Linked DNA regions of Homo sapiens: region 2 is linked to region 1. A link is a contact called in ENCODE Hi-C or POLR2A ChIA-PET data. All regions are on one chromosome and are shown on one strand. The core of a region is the stretch at or near the end of the contact, and the rest is flanking DNA. Distances in the headings are between cores, read along the strand shown.

Evidence for each region. Hi-C counts contacts between places; a loop is a spot of excess contacts on that map. ChIA-PET counts read pairs that join two places held with the same protein, here RNA polymerase II (POLR2A). Pooled maps may share reads with other maps.
Region 2: a map of ascending aorta shows a loop between it and region 1 (21-fold over the local background). The contact joins the promoter of MTG1 here to the promoter of GLRX3 in region 1. A Hi-C loop is called at or near these places in 1 of 168 maps with a recorded cell type or tissue (ascending aorta) and 4 of 50 pooled maps. POLR2A ChIA-PET finds 5 or more read pairs at or near these places in 1 of 52 experiments (activated B cell).

Annotation. Positions count from the first base shown.
Region 1 is chr10:130,134,075-130,138,704 of GRCh38, reverse strand. GLRX3 (glutaredoxin 3) reads right to left here and starts at 2,314. Exons shown (of 11, transcript NM_006541.5): 1 at 2,193-2,314. The coding sequence starts at 2,284. It overlaps LOC105378561 (a long non-coding RNA gene), which reads left to right and starts at 2,334. Exons shown (of 6, transcript XR_001747659.2): 1 at 2,334-4,630. RefSeq lists enhancers at 1-568, 569-1,204, 1,483-1,532 and a silencer at 1,733-2,332.
Region 2 is chr10:133,391,084-133,395,406 of GRCh38, reverse strand. It overlaps MTG1 (mitochondrial ribosome associated GTPase 1), which reads right to left and starts at 1,250. Exons shown (of 11, transcript NM_138384.4): 1 at 1,075-1,250. The coding sequence starts at 1,186. PAOX (polyamine oxidase) reads right to left here. Exons shown (of 7, transcript NM_152911.4): 7 at 3,713-4,095. The coding sequence ends at 3,952. RefSeq lists an enhancer at 1-524 and silencers at 849-1,048, 1,109-1,458.

The sequences.
Region 1 (4,630 bases), core at 1,065-3,564:
TTCAAGAGGCCACTTCTGGTGACTCCTGTGATTGTGCTGATCTGTACTGGATGAGTCAGAGCCCAGCTTCCATCAGTGAGTAAATGTCACATGTCCCTCCCCAACCCCTGCTTTTTTCCGTAACAATTTCCCAGGTAAACCTGAAATGCCTAAAGAGCTGTTTAAATAACACTTTAATTTCATCACCCCCATAAAGCATTTCTAACCATTAGTCAGTAACTCGCACCCCTCCCCATTTCCAAAGGCAACACCCCATCTCACCTGCACTCTCCATTGCAAAATCAGAGTACTACTTGCCTCTAATTCAAATTCAGTCGGCAAAATTTCACTCAATTTAGATCAACAGGGCAGGTCACGGGGGCTCAAGCCTGTAATCCCGATACTTTACAAGGCCGAGGCAGGCGAATCACTTGAGCTCAGGAGTTCCAGAGACCAGCCTGGGCAACATGAGGAAACCCTGCCTCTACGAAAAATACACAAATTAGCCCAGCGTGGTGGACCGCACGTGTAGTCCCAGATACTCAGGAGGCTGAGGTGGGAGGATCGCTTGAACCCAGGAGGTAGAGGCTGCAGTGAGCCGAGATCACGCCACTGCACTCAGCCTGGGCAACAGAGCAACAGCCTGTCTCGAAAACAAACAAAACAAAATTTAGATCAATAAGCATTTCTGGCCGGACGTGGTAGCTCACACCTGTAATCCCAACCCTTTGGGAGGCTGAGGAGGGCAGATCGCTCGAGTCCAGAAGGTCGAGACGAGGCTGGGCAACATGGCGAGACCTCGTCTCTATAAAAAAAAATAAAAATTAGACGGGCGTGGTGGTGAGCACCTGTGGTCCCAGCTACTCGGGAGGATGAGGTGGGTCGATCACTTGAGCCTGGGAGGCGGAGGCTGCAGGGAGCCGTGATCGCTCCACTACACTGCAGCCTGGGTGACAGAGCCAGACCCTGTCTCAAAAACAAAACAAAACAAAGCTTTTTGCCTGTGAATTCCATGAACCATTCTACTTCCTACTGAAATACTAAGTGCCAACATCTACTGAGTGCTTCCTGCATACTAGGCATTGTATTATTTGTATTTTACATACGTCATCTCATTTAACCCTCACAACAACCCTGAGGTACTAACAGGTGCTAATCTATGTCACCGTCGGGAAACTGAGGCTTGGGCATGAAACGTGCCCAGGGGTTACATGGCTACTGAGTGGCTGCGGTGGGACTGGATCCCAGGCAATCCGACATAAGAGTTCCCATAACAACCGCTAATAATACAACTAAGAGAACAACTCAGTCCTTGGAGTAGTCTACAATGTGAGGTGGTATTATCACGGAGAGTCCACGTGCAGACCTTTCCCTGCAGGCACGCACGCTAGTAAGCATTTACTCGTAAGCATGCTTGCAGTTCAGAGCTTCTAGTCCACCCAGAAAACGCTTTCTATGCATTCCTCTGGATCTCCTTTTGTAGTCTTCCCAGGGATTGAAGACCTGGACACCGGCGCCAAATCTGAACAGACTCTCACTACACCAGTTCATGGAACAGGAAATCTCTGTCTCCGGCAACAGGTTAAGTCTGAAGACTGAGGCTACCTGCTGTCCAACAAACTTTAAAGGCTGACTTCAAAAGGCAGCCAGGCCTAGCTAATGCAACGGGGCCTTCCCTCGCCGCTCTTCCTGCGACAGGGGCGTTCCTGAAGGGAGGCTGAAGAGCAATGGGCCGACGCCGAGCCTGCCGCTCCCTCCCGGCGGGCACAGGAAAGGTGGAGCCCGCAGCCGTGGGTCCCGCTCCGTGGCGCGGAGGGCCGGGGTCTCGGCGCCGCCCCGTCCCCCGCCCCGCCACTGCGGCACGGCTGAGTCACCACCGCCTCCGTCCCGCGGCGGGGCCGCCCAGGCCAGAGGCCGGGAAGGTCGCGTCCCCCGGGCTTGGACAGCCGTCGGGGTCGGAGCCAGGGCTGGGGCCGGGGCTTCCAGGCGAGCCTCGCGCCCTGCTCGCTGTTCCGGGGCGGGGAACCTGCGGCTCGGGCCACTCACGCGGAGGCTCGGGGGAGTCTACGGGTGGCGCCGGGCCCGGTCCCCCGAGGCCGAAGGGAGCCGGGCACCAAGAAGCCAGGCTGGGCCACCCGCCGCCCCACACCGGCCCGGTCTCGCGGCCGCTCCCGCTCCGGCTCCTCACTCCTACCGCTCGCCGCCCCGCTTACTTGGCTTTGAGGCGCAGCAGCTCCTCAAACTGCCCGGCTGAGCCGACCTCCTCCACGGCCGCTACAGCTGCCTCAGCCGCCCCCGCCGCCATGCTGCCGCCGCCAGACAGAAGCAATCCAGTGCCGGCGGCCGGATGTGGGCGGGGCCACGGGGAGCTGAGCGGCTGCGCGAGGGAAAGCCCCGCCCCTGCCTGCGCTGAGGCTGCCGAGCCTGAGAAATCCCAAAAGGGGCCTCGGCGGCGGGCTCTGGATCCCGCTGGGGGGCTCTGACCCTGCCAAGTCTGGGCACTCCGCTGCGGGCCTCCTGGCTCCCGGGGTTCATGGCTGTTATGGTTCCTGGCTGTCGGGGCTCCTGGCTTTCGGGGCTCCCTGGCTGAAGGGGCTCCTGGCTGTAGGGGCTCCTGGCTATGGAGGTTCCCGGTTATAAGGGCTTCTGGATGTAGTGGATTCTGGCCGTCGAGGTCCCTGGCTGTCGGGGCTCCTGGCCGTAATGGCCCCTGGCTGTCGGGACCCCTGGGTGTCGGGGTTCCTGGCTGTCGGGACCCCTGGGTGTCGGGGTTCCTGACTGTAGGGGCTCCTGGGTGTTAGGGTTCCTGGCTATAGCAGGGGCTCCTGGGTGTCGGGGTTCCTTGCTGTCAGGGCTCCTGGTGGTAGAGGCTTCTTGCTGTTGGCTTCCTGGCTGTCGGGGTGACTGGGTGTCAGGGCTCCTGGTGTTAGGGTTCCTGGCTTCCTGGCTGTAGTAGGGGCTCCTGGGTGTCGGGGTTCCTTGCTGTCAGGGCTCCTGGTGGTAGAGGCTTCTGGCTGTTGGGGTTCCTGGGTGCCAGGGCTCCTGGGTGTCAGGGTTCCTGGCTGTCAGGACACCTGACTCCTGAGGCTCCTGGCTTTTGGGGCTCCAGACCTTCCTTGCACTTCCTGTGTCTCCTGGGTCTGTAATAGAAGGGGCCGGTGGAGGGGTGGGGGTGAGACATGTGAGTGAAAGTGAAGTCAGATGTGTACATTTAGGAAGCTGAAATTATCAAAAATGAAATTGCATAAAGGTGAGGAAGAACTGGGAGGTCTGGGAACAGAAGTGGTAGATCTTGAACTTCAACACAGACAGGGTGCTTCCAATTCAGTCCTGGGACCTGAACCCGGAGCCCACAGCATGTCCCTCCTCCCCTGGCCCTCCGCGCGTGCCGCCACTCATTGCAGCCCCACAGAGCCATCACCCATTGTAACCTCAGAACAGAAGGGGCTGGGTGGGTCCACAGATCCCTGCACTCCTCCCGTCTTGCCTCCTTGGATGATCCCTGGCTTGTCTTTCTCCCTTGGGAATCCCCCTGATGTTGGCTCTCCATGTGGTGTACTCTGTACCCCACACCCCATGCTTCCCACACACCTTCTGGCCTGAGTAATCTCCATGCCCCCAGTGACATCAACCTCCAGGGAAACCTCAATAGCAAGCCCAGAACCCTCCCCTGCATCCCAGAGCCTAGCATCCACTAACTTTGAGGAGGGGCCATCTTTTATTGGATATCCCCAAACCACACTGGGCCTTCCCTCCAAAGTGCCTCTCCTCTTGGTTCCCATCTCAGGGAACACCATCGCTCCCACCCAGACACTTGGGGCTCCTTCTGACTGGTCCCCCTGCTGTCCCTGGGCTTTGAGGCCAAGCCCCCACAGAGCCTTCCCTACTAGCCAGGTGTTCCCAGGCCTCCTTTGCTTGCTTCTACCGTGGCCTGTCTCATGTTGTAGAACTGTGCTTGTCCTCCATTGGCCTGTGTTCTTAAAGGGCAGGAGCTGATCTGTGTCTCAGTGCCTGGATCAGAGTCAGACACATAGGAGGTACTCAGTCCATGCTAACAGCTGCCAGAGGACTGGGCTCACTGGATTGCAAAGACTTCGTACGAGAAAAGTAGCATATCATTCATACTTTTTATATTGATTACATGTTGAAATGAGGATATTTGGATATATTCGGTTTTCTGAAATATATTATTTAAATTGGTCTCTTTTACCTTTGGCTCCTGAGAAATGTCTAATTTCATAGGCAACTTTCATTCGTGGCCCTTGAATTTTCTTGGGCAGCACTACTGTGGTGTTTAAAAGCCTTTTGGAGCCTGTCACATGTATACCTCACCTGGAGAAATACATGGTATTGAACACGGTAAATTGTGTTATTTAAAATGCAACAGGAGAGTGATGAGGAACCATTTTGTATCTTGCCTGTGGTGGTGAGAACACAAACTAAACATGATAAAATTGTATAGAACTTGGCTGGGTGCTCTGACTCACACCTGTAATCCCAACAATTTGGAAACCCCAGACAGGAGGATCACTTGAGCCGAGGAGTTGGAGACCAGCCGGGCAACATAGGAAGACCCGGTCTCTACAAAAATATATATATATATATGAGTCAGGCATGGTGGCTCACACTTGTGGGCCCAGGTAGGTGAGAG
Region 2 (4,323 bases), core at 1-2,500, 3.3 Mb before region 1:
TTTTTGTTTTCTGAGACGGAGTCTTGCTCTGTCACCCAGGCTGGAGTGCAGTGGCACGATCTCGGCTCACTGCAACCTCCGCCTGCCAGGTTCAAGCAATTCTCCTGCCTCAGCCTCCCGAGTAGCTGGGACTACAGGGACGCGCCACCATGCCGGGCTAATTTTTTGTATTTTTAGTAGAGACACGGTTTCACCATGCTGGCCAGGATAGTCTCGATGTCCTGACCTCGTGATCTGCCCACCTCGGCCTCCCAAAGTACTGGGATTACAAGCGTGAGCCACCGGGCCGGGCCCTTCCACGGGTCTTAATCTGGGCTATAACACAGAGTAACACTGGCTCATTAGGCCCCTGCTACCTCGCGGGGATGATGACGATAGTCCCCTAACCAGGAATACCACACACAACCAAGATAACAAAGCTTCCAGCTTTCTTCCCCTCCAGTGTTATCCGAAGACCGAGGACACAGCCTCAGTCACCCACACGGGCCCTTCTTCCCCCTCGGCCCCCAGTACACGCGGAGCCGACGCAGGAGTGGCCATCACAACACCTAGACGGGCTGGGCTGGCCCCAGAGGTCTTCTTGGGGCCGAATTGTGACAAACAGTAAGAATTACCAAAGACGTTAAGCAGGAGAACGACTCAAGATACCAGTTAAAACTGAACAGGTGCCTTCATACCCACTGTTTCATTTAGTCCCCAAAAGACTCAGAAAAGTCTATCTTGTCAAGAACATGTGGAAACGGAGGCTTCGGGGGATTAAAAGGGCAGAAGGAACTTGCTGGGAACAGAGGACAGGGGCGGCGGGCCAGAGGTAGGAGGTCAAGCAGGCCCTGGGTCCGAGGCTGCGCCGCGGGGGCACTCGCGGGAACGGGCCTCTCCCGCAGCTGCGCAGGGGAAGGGGTCCCGGCGGCTCCGGGAGCGGGTGAGAGCGGGGAAGGAGGGGAGACAAGGGAGGAGGGGCGGGGCCAGCCCAGAACGACCGGGAGAAGCAGGCGACGGCCGAAACCGGGGTGGGAGGGAAGCAGAGGCGCCGCGGCCGTAGGCATGACCTTGCCCCTCCCCGCCGTGCCTCACCCTTGGCCATGTGGCCCGGGAACCAGCGCGCCACGTCGCGACCGCACAGGGGGAAGTTCTCCCGCCAGGCGGCCTGGGCGGCGCTGCACAGCGCGCGCGGGGTCAATCTCATGGCGGCACCGTCCCCGGAAACGCTCCCGCAGCTGACCTCCTCTGCGCCGCTGCGACCCGCCTCTGAGGTTCCGGCGCTGCGGGCCTCCGGCACTGCGGGCTTCCGGCGCTCCAAGGGGCCGCACCACGGCCTGCGCGTGCGCACGACGTTGCCTCCGCCTCCGGCGAAGCCCGGAGTGGGCGGGGCCCGGGCCCAGAGGGAGGGACGAATGGTGGGTCGAGCGTCGGGGCGGGACTGCGAGGAGACCCGGGGGGACGGGGAGGTTCCTGGGTTTTGTGGGTTTAAGTAATTCGCAGATTTATTAACATTCATTAAATATTAAAAATCATCGTTCTCCCTTAAGCATATCCTGAGTATAAGTGTAAAAATTTAGCAATCTCTTTTTACAATTTGGTTAAAATCTCTCAAATACTTTAAATTTACCTTATAAATGTAATCTCTTCATTTTCTTTTTAAGTACTTCAGGGTTTTTGTTTGTTTTGTTTTGTTTGAGACGGAGTCTCCGCTCTGTTGCCCAAGAGTGCAGTGGCACGATCTCGCTCATTGCAACCTCCAACTCCTGAGTTCAAGGGATTCTCCCACCTCAGCCTCCGGAGTAGCTGGGATTACTGGCGCCTGCCACCACGCCGGCTGATTTTGTATTTTTAGTAGAGATGGAGTTCCACCATGTTGGCCAGGCTGGTCTCCAACTCCTGACCTCAAGTGATCTACCTGTCTCGGCCTCCCAAAATGCTGGGATTACAGGCATGAGCCACCGCGCGCAGCCTCAAGTACTTCAGGGTTTAATATAACAAACTGTTTCCAAATACTGACTGCAGTTCTGCTAAATTAAACCGATTAATTAATGAGGCTGAAATATTCTCCACTGTCCAAGACTAGACATAAATATAGTCGGATTTCAACTCTAAATCAGCAGTCAGCAACTGCTCAATTGCACACTGCGTTACAAGAGTATTACTCTACCGGAATTTTTATTTTTGAGACGGAGTCTCGCTCTGTCGCCAGGCTGGAGTGCAGTGGCGTGATCTTGGCTCACTGCAACCTCCGCCTCCCGGGGTTCAAGCAGTTCTCCTGCCTTAGCCTCCTGAGTAGCTGGGACTACAGGTGCGCACCACCACGCCCGGCTACTTTTTTTGTATTTTTAGTAGAGATGGGGTTTCACCATGTTGGCCAGGCTAGTCTCGAACTCTGACCTCAGGTGATCTGCCCACCTCAGCCTCCCAAAGTGCTGGAATTACAGGCATGAGCCATGGCACCCAGCCTCTACTGGAATTTTTTAAACAAGCTACTGAAAATACCAAACATGCTCAAATTCTAAGTACAAAAATATTGCCATGGTTCTGATGTTCTTAAACCACCTAATACCCTAACGCCTAGCTGTAAATATTTTTGGGCATGAGAGAGTGGCCCCTCCGTGGAAGACAGAAGCCTCCCAGGTGGTTTCTGGGCTGAGTGGGGGCAGTCAGGGCCTCCTGCTAGGTCAATGCCCCCAAGCCCCCTCCTCACCAAGCCGGTCCCTCACACCCAGAGGGGGCAGCCTGGGTCTTGCTGCCTTTCTCCCTGGGATACAGAATTGATGAAACCCTAAATGTCAATGATAAAGATTTTTGTACTTTAAGGAAGCTGCATTCCCTCATGGTCCTAGGAGCACAAAACCACAATAAAACCCTGTGGAATCTGAATTTCTCTCCCAGGCGTCTGATGGGCAGGTGTCCCCAGAGAGAACAGTCTGGTGACACAGCAAATGCAGGTGGGGCTGCTGGCTACAGAGGGAGGCTGGGGCTCGGGAGGGTGGGGTCAGGGAACATCCTAGGAGGGGCAATTTGAACAGAGACCAGAGGGTGAGAAGAGAGGAGCCCTGCAGATCCAGGCTGGGGTGGAGGGGCCGGAGAGGGGCCTGGACTCCCAGCACATTCACCCCAATACCACGTGGTACCCCAGCACTGCCCACACCCCAACATCCCCCGGCACCCAGCACACTCACCCCAACACCCCCCAGCACCCAACACTACCCACACCCCAACACCCCCCAGCACCCCAGCACTGCCCCCACCCCAACACCCCCCAGCACCCAGCACACTCACCCCAGCACTGCCCACGCCCCACACACTCCCTGGCTCCCATGGGCTGGGCACCGTTTCTCTTTTCAGGCCTTATTATGTATTCACTTCCTCCAGAAAACCCCCGGCCTCAGGGCAGGGCAGGGCACCCCTCATCTCCCCAGTGCCCTGCGAACCTGTGAAGTGGGCGCCTGATGCAGCATCAGTTGATGAGCAAGAGGAGGGTTGTCAGCTATGCTGTCATCCCAGGCAGCAGCCACGAGAATGCAGGGGCACGAGAAGCAACTACAGGACCCAGAGTTCAGGGAACCCAGAGTGTGGGGCCATGTGTGGTTGTGGGGATTGGAGACACAGGGCCCTGTGCAACCTGGGCCCGGAGCAAGACAAAGACAACAGCAGCAGATGCTGGAGCCCCAAGGCAGGAAGGACAGGACAGCCTCAAGGCAGGAAAGATGGCTCTGGGAGCTGTGGCTGTAACTTGCTTTATGTGTCCAGCATCTCCGTGAGCATCTGGTGTCTCAGCTCAAGTCAACCCTGGCCAGACTCCAATAACAGACACAAGAACTGAGAAGGTGGCCCTGGTTACCAAAAACCAGAGGACCCTCATTAACATCCCCAAATTTCAAGCCAGACTGAAATCTGTCAGAAGAAATGAGGGTCCCAGCCTACCCCCGACACGGGTGGAACAGAGTAGGCTGGGCCCAGCTAGAGCCTGGGCCTGGGCTGCTGCACCTGCGGGGCCCACAGACTGAGGAGGCGGTCGGCCTCCCTCCATCCCGACAGCAGAGCCCCGTGCGTCGTGGAGTAAAACGTGCGATGTGTGGCTTCCCCCGCAAACAGGATCTGGAGCTGCAAAGAAGAGCCAGGGTTAGAATGGGGATGCAATTCAGACAGCAGGGTCTGGGCAAGGAAACACAGAAAATGGCTCACAAGCATCCACCAAGAAGCAGGAAAACAGCTCACACACCTCCACCAACGGACGAGAAAAGGGCTCACGTGTACCCACCAATAGCCAGGAAAACAGCTCACACACATCCACCAACGGGCAGGAAAACAGCTCACATGTATCCATCAACA